2 separate regions of the Homo sapiens genome follow, and region 1 is linked to region 2. The links are chromatin loops, found by intact Hi-C in ENCODE. Cell type or tissue: OCI-LY7. All regions are shown on one strand. Links, peaks and the distances in the headings refer to the core of each region. The heading gives the core; the rest is flanking DNA. Region 1 overlaps PPFIA3 (PPFI scaffold protein A3). Region 2 overlaps HSD17B14 (hydroxysteroid 17-beta dehydrogenase 14).

What was found. Hi-C counts contacts between places; a loop is a spot of excess contacts. Peaks named below come from ENCODE experiments on the same cell type or tissue, not always from the same donor. Only the 100,000 strongest peaks of a DNase experiment are listed, where the experiment ranks them.
Region 1: it touches region 2 in a loop (12-fold over the local background); 1 of 110 quality-filtered maps calls a loop at or near these places.

What each region holds. Positions count from the first base shown.
Region 1 is chr19:49,131,197-49,136,566 of GRCh38, reverse strand. It overlaps PPFIA3 (PPFI scaffold protein A3), which reads right to left. Exons shown (of 30, transcript NM_003660.4): 8 at 3,420-3,566; 9 at 3,196-3,330; 10 at 2,688-2,771; 11 at 2,402-2,533; 12 at 1,866-1,928; 13 at 1,652-1,731; 14 at 644-788. Among named protein-coding and RNA genes, the nearest start is that of PPFIA3, 14 kb to the right of the region's middle. RefSeq lists an enhancer at 3,293-3,937. In OCI-LY7, for the core only: no CTCF peak of the experiment used is centred there; DNase peaks (open chromatin) are centred at 2,636 and 2,886; H3K4me3 peaks cover 266 bases.
Region 2 is chr19:48,820,343-48,825,712 of GRCh38, reverse strand. The region is part of intron 5 of HSD17B14 (hydroxysteroid 17-beta dehydrogenase 14); the gene reads left to right. Among named protein-coding and RNA genes, the nearest start is that of BCAT2, 12 kb to the right of the region's middle. In OCI-LY7, for the core only: no CTCF peak of the experiment used is centred there; no DNase peak of the experiment used is centred there.

The DNA of each region.
Region 1 (5,370 bases), core at 248-5,247, 310 kb before region 2:
CATTCTGTCGCCCAGGCTGGAGTGCAGTGGCGCAATCTCGGGTTACGCCTCCCAGGTTCGAACGATTCTTCTGCCTCAGTCTCCTGAGTAGCTGGGATTACAGGCGCCCGCTACCACGCCCGGCTAATTTTTGCATTTTTAGTAGCGATGCCATTTTGGCAAGGCTGCTGTCGAACTCCTGACCTCAAGTGATCTGCCTGCCTCGGCGCCAGCAAGTGTTGGGATTACAGGCATGGGCCACCCTGCCCGGCCTCCAACTTCCTCTCTTGACAGGTCCCTGTTCTTGATCCCTCCCCAAATCCTCTCCAAGCCACGCCCACACCCATGACTCCACCCCCGCCCCTGATTCCCATGACTCAGCTGGCTCCTGTTCCTCACCTAACCCCACCTACTCTGGGATTCTACACACCCCTCCCTGTCCCATGATTACTCTCAGGTTCTCACCAGGTGGCAGGACATCCACAGGAGGAGACATCCAGGCAAGAGGGTTGCAGGGAAGGAGAGAAGAAAGGGTGAGTGGATGAGTCCAAGAGATCCTGCCTCTCAACCCAGCTTCCTCCCGGAGCCCCACAGATTTAGTTCCACTTCCTACAGCTGCCCGCCCAAGCCCTGCTCAGTCCAGGACCCAGAGGCAGCTGCTGACCTTGGAGGGCTCCTCCTTGACCCCTGACCAGCGGCCCCTCTTGCCTGCCCGACCACTGCCAGCCACATAGGGATCCAGGTGGGCACCAGAAGGTAAAGTGGGTGCCTGAGAGTAACGGAGCTCCAGGGCACTGCCAGGGAGAGACCTGTGGGCATGAGGAAAGCAGTCAGAGACCAAGGGGTCAGGAAAAGAGCACAGAGGTAAGGGTCACAGAGACAGACCTAGGGCCAGGGGTCCTGAAGTCAAGGTCAAGGGGCCAGGCCTGGTGGCTCAAGCCTGCAATCCCAGCACTTTGGGAGGCTGAGGTGGGCAGATAACTTGAGGTCAGGAGTTTGAGACCAGGCCAACCTGGTGAAGCCCTGTCTCTACTAAAAATAAAAAAAATTAGCTGGATGTGGTGGTGGGCTCCTGTAATCCCTGCCACTCTAGAGGCTGAGGCAGGAGAATCACTTGAACCGGGGAGGCGGAGGTTGCAGTGAGCTGAGATCATGCCACTGCACTCTAGCCCAGGCAGCAGAGTGAGACTCTGTCTCAAAAGAAAGAAAAAATAAATAAATAAAGTCAGGGTAAAAAACCAGAGTGGGCTGAGCACAGTGGCTCACACCTGTAATCCCAGCACTTTGGGAGGCCGAGGGGGGAGGATCACTTGAGGCCTGGGGTTCCAGACCAGCCTGGCCAACATGGCAAAACCCCGTGTCTACTAAAACTACAAAAATTAGCCGGCTGTGGTGGTGCACGCCTGTAGTCCCAGCTACTTGGGAGGCTGAGGCACGAGAATCGCTTGAACTCAGGAGGTGGAGGTTGCAGTGAGCCGGAATCGTGCCACTGCATTCCAGCCTGGGCGACAGAGTGAGACTCTGTCTCAAAACAAACAAACAAACAAACAAAAAACAAAAACAGAGGGGTCAGAAGTCTCAGGAGGACAGGAAGTGGGGATCAGAAGGGAGGAGCTTGGCGCTTGGCCAACGGGGCTCCATGGTGGGGGCAGGGCAGAAGGGCTGCTGTCACCTGGAGTAGGAGGATGGTGGCCTCCCCCGCAGCTGGTCGATCTCCATCTGCATCCGCTCCATTTCGGCCAAGAGCTGCTCCTGGGGGCCGGTGTTGGAGGTGTCGGGTTAGAATCTGCTCCGCCCAGGAGGAACAGCCCCTGCCAGACTTGCAGACCCTAGCCTCAGCAACCACTGCCCCAACATCCTCCTCCTGTCCCCTCAGGGCCCCCTACCTTGTTTAGCAGCAACTCATCCTGAAGCTTCTTCATGTTGGCTATCTCCTCGCTCAGGGAGTTCTGTGGAGACAGAGGTGAAGTGAGGGAGTGAGGCCTGAGGGGCCACGCCCGTGGGGCTGCAGGCAGCTCCCAGTGCACACAGACAGGCCTGAGGGGACCCAGGAGGAATGAGATGGACACAAGTGGTGAGTTTCGGGGGAGCAGGGGCAACGATGTTTCTGGGGAGAGAAGCCCCGGGATGCGACGTCCTGTGCAATCTCAGAGGGTTCAGGGTTTGGAGACCCATGGGGTTGGAGGCTTTGGGAAAAGTCAAGGACTCGAGGCATGGGTGCCCCAGAATTCGGCTCTTGGAACGTCTAGAATAGGTGAAAAAGCGGTCTGGGCAATAGAGCAGAGAAGGCTGCCCAACTCAGGATGCCGGGGTTTAGGGAGGCCTCCGATAACAGATCTGAGGGAAAGGCCTGGGGCCCCAGGATTCCAGCAAGAGGTAGTCCCGGAATTCCGCGTCCCGCAGTCCTGTATGGGGGGCGCACCTTCTCCTCCAGCGCCCCCATGCGCTCCTTGAGGTGAAGCTGTAAGCGCTCGTTGGACTCGCTCAGCAGCTTGTCCACCGTCTCGGACAGCCGCTTATTGTGGTCATCGTTCATCTTCTCCCGCTGCCGGGCCTGCGCAAAGCAGAGCGGGGCGGGTTGTTAAGCCCACCCTGCCCAGACCACGGCCCTTCCTCTAAGCCCCACCCCCGGGCCCAGCCCAGCCTCCTTATTAAGCTCCGCCCCAGCCTCGAAGCCCCACCCTCTGTGCAGTCTTCCGCCCCCTCACCCGCTGCAGCTCTTGATTCTTCTCTTCCAGCTGGGCCTCCAGCTGCCGAAGCCGCTCCTCAAAATTCCCATGACGTTCCTCGGCCTAGGAGATGGAACCCATGGCGTGTGACTTACCCTTCCAGGATCAGTCAGGCTCCCAGCCCCACCTCCTCCAAGGCTGAGCGCCAGGCTCCGCCCCCACAGCGCCAGGCTCCTCCCCTGCACCTTTGAGTCAGGCCCCGCCCCTGCGCCTAGTCCACTTTTTCAGGACCTGTTCCTTCCCTCTCAGGTTCCAGGCCACCGGTCCTTTCAGTCCAGGCTAGAGAACCCCGCTCCCATCCGTCCCCCGCGCAAACCTCCAGGCCCTCCCCATTCCAAGTCCTGTCCCTTTCCCAGCCCCTAGGCCCCACCCTTTCCCCCAAATCCGGGGTTCTGACCTCGCTCCTACCCCTCCAGATTCACGGCCCCGCCTCCTCTAGGCCCCACCCCTTCCCCACGCAAGGCCCCGACCCGAGTCCTCCCCGCACCTTGTTGAGCGCCGCCACGCGCTGCGCCAGCTGCGCCTCTATCTCGGGCAAGGTCTCCGCTTTCTGCAGCGTCTGCTGCAGCTTCTGCTTGGCGTCGTCCAACCACTCGGCCAGCTGACGGCTCTTCTCTTCACTCTGGGGGAGGGAGAGGCAGGGGGAGGGGACGGGCTGGGTCACTTGGGCCCCGGCACCGCCCCCATCGCCCCTCCCGGCCGCGCCCCCACCTGCCGATACAACGACTCCTTGCTAGCTAACTCGTTCTCCAGTTTGTCGTTGGCGTCGTGCAGAGACGTGGCCTCCCGCTGGGCGCTCAGGTAGCGCTTCTCCAGTGTTGTAATCCGCTCCTCCATATCTTCCCGCTGCGCCAGCGCCTGCGGAGGTAGCAAAGGGCCCCGTGGACTGCGAGCCCCTGGGGGAGAGGACGGGGAACCCCCTTGTTCCCTGGGAAACAAAGTGCCCTGACATGGGAGTCAGAATGGTGGTGTCACACCCGCTAAGAGCTCCCAGGACTAGCCCATCTTAAGTCCCTGCCACCTACCTGCGAGTTAAAATGGTGATGCTACACCTCCCATGAGCTTCTAGGACACTGCAGGCTCAGATCCTCCAGGTTCAGAGGATCTGAGGCCTGTGGGATGTGAAGTCTCCACTCCAGCCCTCTCCTCAAAACCCAGGCCTTGGATTTCTCACTAATTTCTGGCATAGAGCAGACTTAGAATCAAACAGCAAGTGTCCTGGGGTCTCATGGGAAATAAGGATCCCTTCTACCTAGAAGGCAACACCTCTCAAGAGCTACCAGGGTACCAGAGGCCTAGAACCCCAAAAGAAGTGCTTCAACTTCTTATGGGAGATGGACCCTCATCTGGTAGCCCACGTGGTGGGGCTACATTTCCCAATAGCCCCTGCGGCTATCCAGGCTTAAAATCCCAGATGAAGGTTCTCTCTCTCTCTTTCTTTTTTTTTTTTTTTTTTTTTTTTTTTTTTGAGAGAGAGAGTCTTGCTCCGTCACCCAGGCTAGAGTGCAGTGGTGCGATCTCGGCTCACTGCAACCTCCACCTCCTGGGTTCAAACGATTCTCCTGCCTCAACCTCTCAAGTAGCTGGGATTACAGGCACCCGCTGCCATGCCTGGCTAATTTTTGTATTTTCAGTAGAGACGGGGGTTTCACGATGTTGGCCAGGCTAGTCTTGAACTCCTGACCTCAGGTGATGTGCCTGCCTTGGTCTCCCAAAGTGCTGGGATTACAGGCATGAGCAACCAGCACTCTGGCTGGAGTGCAGTGGTACGGATCTCGGCTTACTGCAACTTCCACCTCCCAAGCTCAAGTGATTCTTATGCCTCAACTTTTTTTTTTTTTTTTTTTTTGAGACGGAGTCTCGCTCTGTTGCCCGGGCTGGAGTGCAGTGGCACTATCTCGGCTCACTGCAAGCTCTGCCTCCCGGGTTCACGCCATTCTCCTGCCTCAGCCTCCCGAGTAGCTGGGACTACGGGCGCCCGACATCACGCCCGGCTAATTTTTTGTATTTTTAGTGGAGACGGGGTTTCACTGAGTTAGCCAGGATGGTCTTGATCTCCTGACCTCGTGATCCGCCCGCCTCGGCCTCCCAAAGTGCTGGGATTACAGGCGTGAACCACCGCACCTGGCATGCCTCAGCCTCTCTAGTGGCTGGGACTAAAGGCACCCACCACCACGCCCGGCTAATTTTTTTTTTAAGTAGTGACGGGGTCTCGCTATGTTGCCCAGGCTAGTCCTAGTGCTCACTCTTCTTTCTCATCCACTGCCTTCAAGAATCCAGGTCCACATTTCCCAGCAGCTCCCTGGGGTCACTGGGATTAGGATAAAGCGGCCTAAGCCAGAAAGGGGTGAAATACCCACAAAACATTCCATTTAGAGGCTGGACGCAGTGGCTCACACCTGTAATCCCAGCACTTTGGGCCGAGGCGAGCTGATCACTTGAGGTCAGGAGTTCGAGACCAGCCTGGCCAATATAGTGAAACCCCATTTCTACTGAAGATACAAAAAAAAAAAAAAAAAAAAATTAGCCAGGTGTGGTGGTGCACACCTGTAGTCCCAGCTACTAGGGAGGCTGAGGCAGGAGAATCGCTTGAACCTGGGAGGCAGAGGTTGCAGTGAGCCAAGATCCCGACACTGCACTCCAGCCTGGGCGACACAGCTAG
Region 2 (5,370 bases), core at 141-5,140:
TACGCAACATTTCTGCTCCTCTGTTTTCTCACCTGTGAAATGGGGCCAATTGTGACAGAGTTGTTCTGAGGATTTAATGAGATTAGATTAAATACCCATGAAACTCTTATCAATATTTATCATGCTGCAATCTCAGCACTTCGGGAGGCTGAGGTGGGAAAATCACTTGAGCTCAGGAGCTCAAGACCAGCCTGGGCAACATAGCACCAGACCCCATCTCAACCAAAAATAAACAAAATTAGCCAGATAGGGTGGCACACATCTGTAGTCGCAGCTACTCAAGAGGCTGAGGAGGATCACTTGAGCCCAGGAGGTTGAGGCTGTAGTGAGCTATGATTGTGCCGCTGCATTCCAGCCTGGGCAACAGAGTAAGAACTTGTCTCAAACAAAACAAAGCAAGAATAACTTGCTCTACCCGTTGACTCCTGCCCCCCACCACCACCCAGATCATACAATTTTTTTTTTTTTTTTTTTTGCGACGGAGTCTCGCTCTATCGCCCAGGCTGGAGTGCAGTGGCACCATCTCAGCTCATGGCAACCTCCACCTGCTGGGTTCAAGTGATTCTCCTGCCTCACCCTCCCAAATAGCTGGGACTACAGGCACACGCCACCACACCTGGCTAATTTTTGTATTTTTAGTAGAGATGAGGTTTCATCATGTTGGCCAGGCTGGTCTGGAACTCCTGACCTCAAGTGATCCGCCTGCCTCGGCCTCCCAAAGTGCTGGGAGGCGTGAGCCACCGCACCCAGCCCAGATCATACAATTTTATCAGTAGGAACTTCATGCGTACCATACCACCAGTGTATTAGAATGCTTTTTATTTTTATTTTGACATAATTTAAGACTTACAAAATATTCCTAGAATAGTACAGATAATTCATGTGTACTGAAACTCCCCATTGTTCTTTTCTTTTCTTTCTTTCTTTCTTTCTTTTTTTTTTTGTCTTTCTTTAGAGTCTTGCTCTGTCGCCAGGCTGGCATGCAGTGACACGATCTCAGCTCACTGCAATCTCTGCCTCCCGGGTTCAAGCTATTCTCCTGCCTCAGCCTCCCGAGTAGCTGGGATTACAGGCACGCACCACTACACCGGGCTAATTTTTTTTTTAGTAGAGGCAGGGTTTCACCATGTTGGCCAGGATGATCTCAATCTCCTGACCTCGTGATCCGCCTGCTTCAGCCTCCCAAAGTGCTGGGATTACAGGTGTGAGCCACTGCGCCCGGCCCTTTCTTTCTTTCTCTCTTTCTTCCTTCCTCCCTCCCTCCCTTTTTTCTTTCCTTCTTTCCTCCTTTCCTTGTCTTCCCAGCTGGTGAGCAGTGGTGCCATCACAGCTCACTGCAGCCTTGAACTCTTGGGCTCAAGGGATCCTCCCACCTCATCCTCTCAGCCCGCCGAGTAGCTGGGACTACAGATACATGCCACAGCACCCGACTAATTTTTTTTTTTTTTAGTTTCAGTAGAGAGGAGGTCTTGCTATGTTGCCCAGGCTGGAGTGCAATGGCATGATCTTGGCTCACTGCAACCTCTGCCTTCCTGGGTTCAAGCCATTCTCCTGCCTCAGCCTACCAAGTAGCTGGACTACAGACATGTACCACCATGCCCGGCTAATTTTTGTATTTTTAGGAGAGACAGGGTTTCACCATGTTGGCCAGGCTGGTCTTGAACTCTTGACCTCAAGTGATCTGCCCGCCTCGGCCTCCCAAAGTGCTGGGATTACAGGTGTGACCCACCATGCCTGGCCTCAATGTTAAACATTTTTAAAAAAGAAAAATAGACCGGATGCAGTGGCTCATGCCTGTAATCCCAGCACTTTGGGAGGCCTAGGCGGGCGGATTGCCTGAGGTCAGGAGTTCAAGACCAGCCTGGCTAACATGGTGAAACCACGTCTCTACTGAAAATACAAAAAAAATTAGCGGGGCAGGGTGGCGCATACCTGTAATCCCAGCTACTCGGGAGGCTGAGGCAGGAGAATCACTTGGACCCAGGGAGGTGGAGGTTGCAGTGGGCTGAAATTGCACCACTGTACTCCAGCCTGGGCAACAGAGCAAGACTCAGTCTCAAAAAAAAAAAGAAAGAAAAAAGAAAAGAAAAATATAGTAGTATAATAAATACCTATATGCCCATCATTTGTATTAGCATTAATTCACATTTTGTACACCATATATATGTGTCTGTATATACATAAATGTATATATTTCTTTTTGTCAAAGTATTATAAAGTATATTACGACACAATGACAGTTCATTTCCAAACACGTTAGTAAGCATCTCCTAAAAATAAAGCATTATTATTATTATTATTTTGAGATAGTGTCTTGCTCTGTCACCCAGGCTGGAGTGCAGTGAAATGATCATGGCTCACTGCAGTCCCGACTTCCTAGGCTCAAGTGATCCTCCTACCTCAGCCTCTCAGGTTGCTGGGACAACAGACATGCACCACCACGCCCAGCCAATCTTTTATTTTTTTGTAGAGACAGAGTCTCACCATTTTGTCCAGGCTCAGGCCTTTTTTACATAACAAAAATACCATTATATCACCTAATACAATTAACAGAAATGTCTTGATACCATCTCATATTTAACTCTATTTAAATACACCCAGAAGTTCCCAAATGTTTTATTACAGCTGATTTGTTCACACCAGGATCCCGACAACATTTGCATATTGCCTTTGTTTTCCCTGAGGGCAAAGACTTTTGTCTGCTTGTTCATGCACTTGTTGCAAAGGAATCTTGTGAACACTTGTGTCGCTGCCATTATCACCATCGTTATTTCCATCACCATCATTACCATTGTTACCACCCTCACCATCATTCTCACCGTCATCCTCACCATCACCATTTTCACCATCACCACCATCACCATCAACACCATCTTCACCACCATCATTACCATCCCCAACCTCACCATCATCATCGTCACCATCATTACCACCATCATCACCATCAACACTGTCATTACCACAATCATCACCATCACCATCAATGACAGCATCACCATCAATGACAGCATCACCATCATTGCCACCATCATCACCACCATCATCATCACCATCATTACCACAATCATCATCACCATCACCACCATCATCATTACCACAATCATCACCATCACCATCCTCATCATCATCACCACTGTCATTACTAAAATTTACCATCACCAACATCACCACCATCATTACCACAGTCATCACCATCACCATCGTCATTACCACAATCATCACCATCACCATTACCACCGTCATCACCATCCTCACCATCATCACCACCATCACTACAATTACCATCACCATCATCACCACCATCATTACCACAATCATCACCATCACCATCAACAACATCAGCATCACCATCATTGCCACCATCATCACCACCATCATCACCATCACCATCATTGCCACAATCATCACCATCACCACCATCACCATCCTCATCATCATCACCACCGTCATTACTAAAATTTACCATCACCAACATCACCACCATCATTACCATCCCCAACCTCACCATCATCATCATCACCATCATTACCACCATCATCACCATCAACACTGTCATTACCACAATCATCACCATCACCATCAACATCAGCATCACCATCATTGCCACCATCATCACCACCATCATCACCATCACCATTGTTACCACAATCATCACCATCATCACCACAATCATCACCATCACCACCATCACCATCCTCACCAGTATCACCATCATCATCACCATTACCACAATCATCACCATCATTACCACAATCGTAACCATCATTACCACGTCACCATCCTCACCAACATCACCATTATCATCATCACCATCATCATTACCAAAATCACCATCATGATCATCACTATCATTATCATCATCATCCTCACCATCATCACCATCTTCACCATCACCGTCACCATCATCATCACTACGATCATCAGCATCTTCACCGTCATCCTTATCATCATCCTCATCACCATCCTCACCATCACCATCCTCATCACCACCATACTCACCATCACCATCATGACCACCATTATCATCATCACCATCATCATCATTATCACTATCATCACCATCATCACCATCACCATCAAAATCCCATAGAAGCTCTCTTTTTTTCTCTTCTCTCTCAGCCACGTGACTTTGGAAGCTCTTTAAATGTTGATTCTGGGGCCCCTGCCCAGATCCCTTGAATTAGAATCTCCAGGTCTTTGGCCTTCCTGGTGGATTCTGATACAAGCCAAAGTTTGTGACTCCCTAGGCTAGGGAAAACAAGGGCGGGATTAAGGATATTTAGATAGTCAAGGAAATTATATTTTGTGGGCAGTAGGGATCCACAGAAGGTGTTGAACACAGGGGTTTCAGTTGTAGTCTCTCAGAGCTGGATTGTTCCTTAAAGATCTATCCATTCTGAGGCCAGGCGCGGTGGCTCATGCCTGTAATCCCAGCACTTTGGGAGGCCAAGGCGGGTGGATCACGAGGTCGGGAGATCGAGACCATCCTGGCTAACATGGTGAAACCCCGTCTCTACTAAAAAATACAAAAAATTAGCTGGGCGTGGTAGCGGGCGCCTGTAGTCCCACCTACTCAGGAGGCTGAGATGGGAGAATAGAGTGAACCTGGGAGGCAGAGGTTGCAGTAAGCTGAGATCGCGCCACTGCACTCCAGCCTGGGTGACAGAGTGAGACTCTGTCAAAAAAAAAAAAAAAAAAATCTATCCATCCTGGCTGGGTGGGGTGGCTCACGCCTGTAATCCTAGCATTTTGGGAGGCCCAAGCAGGCAGATCACAAGGTCAGGGGTTTGAGACCAGCCTGGCCAATATGGTGAAAACCTGTCTCTACTTATTTATTTTTTTTTATTTTTGTCTTTTTTTTTCTTACTTTTTGTGGAGAATGGGGTCTCGCCATATTGCCCAGGCAGGTCTCGAACTCCTGGGCTCAAGCTATCCTCCCGCCTCTGCCTCCCTGAGAGCTGGGATTACAGATGTGAGCCACTGCGCCCGGCCGAAACCCTGTCTATACTAAAAAATTATAAAAATTAGCCGGGCATGGTGGTAATCCCAGCTACTCGGGAGGCTGAGGCAGGAGAATTGCTTGAACCTGGGAGGCGGAGGTAGCAGTGAGCCAAGATTGCGCCACTGCACTCCAGCCTGGGCAAGACAGAGCGAGACTCCATCTCAAAAAAAAAAAAAATCTATCCATTCAGTCCTCTATTTAGTCAAGTACTGACCAAGCCAGGCAACATTCTTTTATTTTGGAGATGGTGTCTCACTCTTTCACCCAGGCTGGAGTGCAGTGGTGCAATCTCGGCTCACTGCAATCTCCACCTCCCAGGTTCAAGCAGTTCTCATGTCTCAGCCTCCCAAGTAGCTGGGATTACAGGT